2 separate regions of the Homo sapiens genome follow, and region 1 is linked to region 2. A link is a contact called in ENCODE Hi-C or POLR2A ChIA-PET data. All regions are on one chromosome and are shown on one strand. The core of a region is the stretch at or near the end of the contact, and the rest is flanking DNA. Distances in the headings are between cores, read along the strand shown.

Region 1 (3,129 bases), core at 362-2,861, 690 kb before region 2:
TAGCTCATATGGTGAGGGTAGGATTTTATGATATAATTAATTTTCTAGCTGTTGGTGCAGATTCTTATATAATTTATGGTTGATTTTCATTTCCTGGTACAATTTTATTTTCTTCCTCTGTACAAAAAAAATTTAAAGAAAAATACTTTGTGGATAATAATAATACAATTTTTGTAAAAACAGGAAACTTAAATGTGACACTCTTTGCAAGGATGGAGTAAACAGGAAGTGAATAAAGTGAGTTGCAATTTGAATTACAAAAATCTCTCATCTTTGGTCACTAATGTACAGTTCAGAGCCAACATTCTTCGCTACCAATGAAAAGCTGTAATAATCATGGTGAACATAGCCTCTGTGATTTGTTGAGCACTTATTCTGTGAACATCTGTGCATCTGTTTGCTAGGCTGTTGTAACAAGGCACCAGAGATTGGGCGACTGAAACAACAGAAATCTATTTCCTGACAATGCTAGAAGCTGGAAGTCTGAGATCGAGGTGTCGGCAGGGTTGTGTCCTCCTGAGGCCTCTCTCCTTGGCTTACAGACAGCCATACTCTCCCTATATCTTCGGGTCATCTTCCCTCCACGTGTGTCTGATATCCTGATCTCTTCTTCTTACTAGGATACCAGCCATGTTGCATTAAGGCCCACCCCATCGCCCTGATTTTACCTTAATTACCTCTTTAAAGACGGTATCTCCAAATACAGTCACTTTGTGAGGTCCTGATGACCTCCTTCAACCCAGGAATTTGGGGAGGACACAGTTCAACCCATAATAGGCTATATATATCTAGCATGTATAATTTTTATGATAGAGCAGGGAGAAATGTAATGTCCTCATTTTACAGAAATATGAATTCAGAGAGATTAGTGACATGCTCAAGAGCAAACATTCTTTTGAATGAAGTGAGGTTTATGTATTATATTGTCACCCTTAGGTTTCCAAATCCTTACTTTTTCCACTATATCTGCAACACCACCTTTCTGACTGGAAAGAAAAGAGGCAGGGATTATATCACAGTGGCTTAGGCCTGTAATCCCAGAACTAGGAGGCTGAGATGGGTGGATCACCTGAGGCCAGGAGTTCGAGACCAGCCTGACCAACATAGTGAAACCCTGTCTCTACTAAAAACACAAAATTAGCCAGGTATGCATGCCTGTAATCCCAGCTACTTGGGAGGCTGAGGTAGGAGGATCACTTGAACCCGGGAGGCGGAGGTTGCAGTGAGCCGAGATTGCACCACTGCACTCCAGCCTGGGCAACAAGAGTGAAACTCCATCTGAAAAAGAAGAAAAAAAAAAAGGAGTGCTCTCAGTGGACTTTATCTGATCCTTTTAAGTGAGAACCATCATTTAAGGGATGTTCCCATACTCCCCACAACCTCAGGAGCAGATACCCCTCTAGTTAGAAGTAGAACTCTGGAAACTTTGTATGTATTTTAGTTTTCCAAATACATGTGTTTGGAGTTAGTAGTAAACCCTTGCAGTGTGTGTGGTGAGTGTGTTTGTGTTGGTGGGTGTATAGTGTTGTCTGTGTGAGTCTCCCTGCAAATCAGTGGCTGTGTGGATAAGTCAAAGCGGTCTCCTCCCTCATGCCGTGGGAGAGGCAACTAATGACCTCATGACGACTTCCAATCCTGTTTTGTGTCAAAGCCTTTAGGATCTAGCCAGTGACTGCTACATAGAAGGCAGTCTAGAGATTTGGCCAGAATCGCAGCAAAACCCAGGCCAAGAGTGTGGAGAGGGAGCAAGCCCACTCGAGCTGTGGCCCTGCCTTGCTTATGAAGTGACCTCAGATCACTGCTGCTCTCTGGTCCTCCACTTCCTAATGTGTAATTAAGGAAGTCACACAGTGCAACCTCTATCTTTAAGATCTAAAAAATTTGAGTTTTCTTGTGATGAACAGCATTCCAATCCCACTTACACAGAAAAAAAAAAAAAAAGCTCTGGCTTTAAAAATAAAACATCCAAAAAATTAAGACTAGAAAGATGATATTTAAGAGTAGTATTTTATTACTTTGAAAACATCTGGTATGAATTTGAAATTTCATTTTAAAATTTTTAATAGATTCCTCATTCTGTTTCTAGAAAATAGGTTAAAGTGAGTTGTTATGAAACCATGTTTCTAATTTTTATTTCAGATTCTATATTTCAACTAAAGCTCGCACTTGGGTGAAATCTTTCAACATATCTTTTGTTTAAGAAAAGTCAGAACAAGAATTTCCAAGGTACTGCTTATTTATTATAGAAAACTTAGAAAATATAGAGAAATGTACAGAAGAAAACAAATTCTCTCAAAATCTCAATTCATAGAGATACATACAAGGCATTTTTTAATGTATGTAATTTGTAATTTGTGTGTGTATGTGTGTAACAGGGTCTCATTCTGTCCCCCAAGCTGTAGTGCGGTGACGTGATCACGACTCACTGCAGCCTTGACCTCCTGGGCTTAGGTGATCCTCCCATCTCAGCCTCCTGAATAGCTGCAACTACAGGCATGAGCCACCATGCCAGGTTAATTTTGTATTTTTTGTAGAGATGGGGTTTCGTTATGTTGTCCACGCTGGTCTCGAACTCCTGGGCTCAAGTCATCCATCCACCTTGGCCTCCCAAGTTACAGGGATTACAGGCATGAGCCTCTGTGCCTAGCCATGATGTATGTAATTTGTAAGGTGAGATAACTGTCTTGTTGTTTTGCTTTGTCATCTATGTTTATATTGTTCTCTGTAAATCCTCCACTGGAAAAGTTTTTCCATCCAGACCTGAGTCTCATGAGCTACGGCTAAGATGTAATCACTCCCAAAGAAACATGCACTCTCAACAACATTTTTGACATACTTGATTGTTTACCATTGCTTTGCATGGAGGGGAATGAAATGGACCTTTTAGAATCAACTTGCCCAACAGTGGATCTAGGCCAGGCTGAGAAGAGGGTGCCAAGGCTGACATTTGAGTCTAGACAATGATGTCTCTCAAAATGCATTTTGCCCTGTGATTTTCCCCCAGCTCCTTAGTTTTCTAGCATAATTGATGGCCTTTGTGGGCCATAATCCAAAACCACTACACACAGGAAAAGGGCTGTCAAGCAGCAATAGTATAATAATTCATGCGTTATTATTACCATTTAGAGA
Region 2 (3,253 bases), core at 501-3,000:
GCACAAGCCAGGCCTTATTAAATAAGGTGACAGCCAAGAGGGCACTGGAAGCCCATTGCCCTAACTCAGTTAGTCCTGTGTGCTTTCAAGAGTCCTAAACAAAGGGGAATTTGAAATAACAAATTTGAACACAGTCAATATGCAAACACATAACTCATAAGAAGGCATATTGATATTAAAATTTTAAAGTGTAAAGGTGCTATAGATATCTCGGCCAAGTTATCTCTGACTTTTTCAATGATATTTACAAATCTGTCAATTGGTATGCTTTAAATATTTTTTAATCCATTCTTATGGTTACTTATTAATAACTTTTATAAACTTTATAGTATATAAAATGAATTCAAATTTCCTTATCATGTTGAATATAAGTTCTGGTTTCCCAGTTCCATCTTCAAGATAGCTGATTGACAGTATATGACTAAGAAATAGGACTATAATTGCTAATGGTTTGCTTTTTTATATAGGAAACAATACAAATGAAGATTAGAATTTTTACTATTTTTTTAACAAAATTAGCAAATCATGCACTTACAGACTCAAACACAAGCCTAAGTAAGTAGACAAGCATTTATTGTATCCACTGTACAATTCTTTCTCACCATTACGGAAATTAGCTTATTCCTGGATGGTTCAAAAGCTTCCTAAACACATGGAATTTAGATAATTACAAAAGGTTTTTATAATGGAGCCTCTTTTGCAAATCAATATAAAATTGTTAGCTGACCTGGAAGGGGGCACGGACCGGAAAGCCATTTGTTTTAATGGAGTCTTAAGAAAACTGCATAAAAAAGAATATGCTGTTAACGTCTTCCTAATAAATCAAAACAAGAGACTATTTGTAATATAGTAAATGTAACTTTGAGAAAATTTAATTATATTTTTTTAAAAGAATAATCCTGAATGTTGACTTGGAAACCACAGATTTCAGAACTTGCCTCTATATTACCAATATTTCTTTTCATTGATGCTCTAACCTCTAAAAACTAATAGTAAATGATACATCAAAATGCTAACCAACCTACAAAACTGAGTACTCCAATGTTTCTGAGAATTATTTGGGATATAAATTTAAAGCTCATATATGAATAAAATTATAATAAACTCATTCTGCAAGATTATGTATTAATCCAAATAAAATATATATTTGATTTTTGAAAATGTCACAACTTTAAAGAATTAAAATTTACATAAGATGAGAGAGGTTTTAATACACAGTTTAAACATTTGGAGGCTGAAATTAACTTTGATTCCAGCATTTTTTGCTTTCTGATTTCAAATAATTATGACGTTTAAAAATAATCAAAATATCTCAAAGTAATATTTTATGTTATAATTGGTTTGTTTTTACTTTGCCGTGAATTAGTATACTAGTTACAAAAATGGAAGCTGATTGGAAAAAAATAGAAAAATGTCTTAAAAACTTTTTGAGGGGTCATTTATTTTTTTAAGAAGTAACATGTATCTAATGCTGTCTTGGATACACTAAAAAGCACTTAAGACATATGTGAATTCACTTAATAAAATTGTTTTCCATATAAATATTATTTAAACTCCCTAAAATATTGTCTTTTTCTTTTCTTATTAAGGTATAAAATTTCTTTGCCTATTTCTAGAATTAATAAACAAGTTGCTATGAGCAACTTGGGAGAAACACAATAAGATTCTTTAAAAACTTTTTTTTCCGTTTCTTTTTTTAAGTTTTCCTGTTGGCCTGACTCATTGTGCTCTCACATCCCTTTGAAACCATATGGGGAAGTAATAAAGTGTGTCTCTTCTTCCAAAGATATGCACTGTTTATTAACTGACTAAGGGAAATACTATGAGCTCATTACTATTTGTCATACATGGTCATTCAATCACATTGAGCAACAGACAAGACCAGGAAACACCCGTGTAAAAGGACAATGGATAATGGGCAGTTTAACAGTTTAATTTTTTATGAGAAAAAAAAGAAGTTGAATATGACCTTAGATAAAATACAAAATACAGCAATAGTAACACTGCTGGCCATTTCTATTCAACAACAAACTCTCTGTTCTCTGCAGAGACTAGGAGGCAGGTACAGGATTCTGCCTACAAATAACTTTCTTTCTTTAGCACCAAATTGTGCCCAGTGTAGCACCACTTATTGTCCAAAGAATTAAAAGCCTTCAGCAGCAGATATTATTATTGTCTTTCAAAGATCTCCTTCCTGGGAATTCCATCACATGTAAACATATGCTTAAGGATTTAGCTCCATCTACAGGAAGCAGAAAATAAAACAAATTATTTGTAAATACAAAGTCCTCTCTGCACACATCCATTTAGATAAGATTGTTTTTGCTTCTTCCAAATGATGCTTTTGGCTGAGAAAGTTCCAGCGGAGAAAGGAGAGCAGTTAGAGTAGGAAATGGGCATATGACTCATCCATTCCTGGGGTTTTGAATCAGAAGAAAATCTGATTCTACTTCATTAAATAAATTTCTATAAAAAGCAGCCATTTATAAAACATGACTTATGAAACATATTGCCAAGGAGGAAGCCTCTCCCAGGATTTTGCAGGGATTTATCAAACAAGAGTCCCTGAATGTTAAAGTTTCAGATAATTCTGTCTCTGGATGTGGGTTTCATTCCCCTTCTTCCCCATAAACTTCCTATCCTCTGAGAATATGTGCCACCCCCCATAACTGTGTCCACTGAGCCAGATCCCAGGACAAAGGGTGTCAAGGAGGGTTGGAGGAGATGGCTTGGGAAAACCTGCCAATATCCTTTCTCAAAACAATGGCAGAAATCTGGGTGCTGTCTTCTTTCCTGCTCCACATTAATTGACAATAAACATAGCTATTTACTTAAGAGGAAAGCGGAAACTCAGAAATGGTTTGGTCACCAAAAACCACAAATGAAATATTCCATTTTCCCCAAAGTCATATTTATCCACTCTTAAACAACCTTCTAAAGAAGAGCGCATCGTTAGTTGGACATGTTAGTCAAGCCACGTCCTTGCCATGGAATGTTCTTCAGAGCATTGAGTGGAGATCATGTACCTCCACATTCCCGGAAGCATATGCCTCATGTTTCTTCATTGAATAATTCAAATCTAAAATTAGGGGTAAAATGCTCTATTGTACAAAGATGCTGCCTTGTTTATATACCCAATTTCCATTTCTAAATAAATGTACAGTAGCTCTGAATGAAGAAACTGCGTTTGGGTTAATCCTTTGTACCAAGAATAATGACTAGGCTCCAACCTCAATCCTGCATGAGTTTATAC

The links. A loop is a pair of places that touch in the nucleus more often than their neighbours do. ChIA-PET counts read pairs that join two places held with the same protein, here RNA polymerase II (POLR2A). Pooled maps may share reads with other maps.
Region 1: a map of heart left ventricle shows a loop between it and region 2 (3-fold over the local background). The contact joins two enhancer-like sites. A Hi-C loop is called at or near these places in 2 of 168 maps with a recorded cell type or tissue (heart left ventricle and heart right ventricle) and 7 of 50 pooled maps. POLR2A ChIA-PET finds 5 or more read pairs at or near these places in 1 of 52 experiments (BJ).

What each region holds. Positions count from the first base shown.
Region 1 is chr10:4,080,150-4,083,278 of GRCh38, forward strand. LOC107984195 (a long non-coding RNA gene) reads left to right here. Exons shown (of 10, transcript NR_176060.1): 6 at 184-237; 7 at 2,140-2,226; 8 at 2,535-2,670; 9 at 3,127-3,129. Among named protein-coding and RNA genes, the nearest start is that of MIR6078, 91 kb to the left of the region's middle. Within about 2 kb of position 1,612, at least 8 of the 41 ENCODE cell types and tissues checked have a DNase peak (open chromatin) inside an H3K27ac peak, as active enhancers do.
Region 2 is chr10:4,769,126-4,772,378 of GRCh38, forward strand. No RefSeq gene overlaps it. Among named protein-coding and RNA genes, the nearest start is that of AKR1E2, 55 kb to the right of the region's middle. Within about 2 kb of position 1,751, at least 9 of the 41 ENCODE cell types and tissues checked have a DNase peak (open chromatin) inside an H3K27ac peak, as active enhancers do.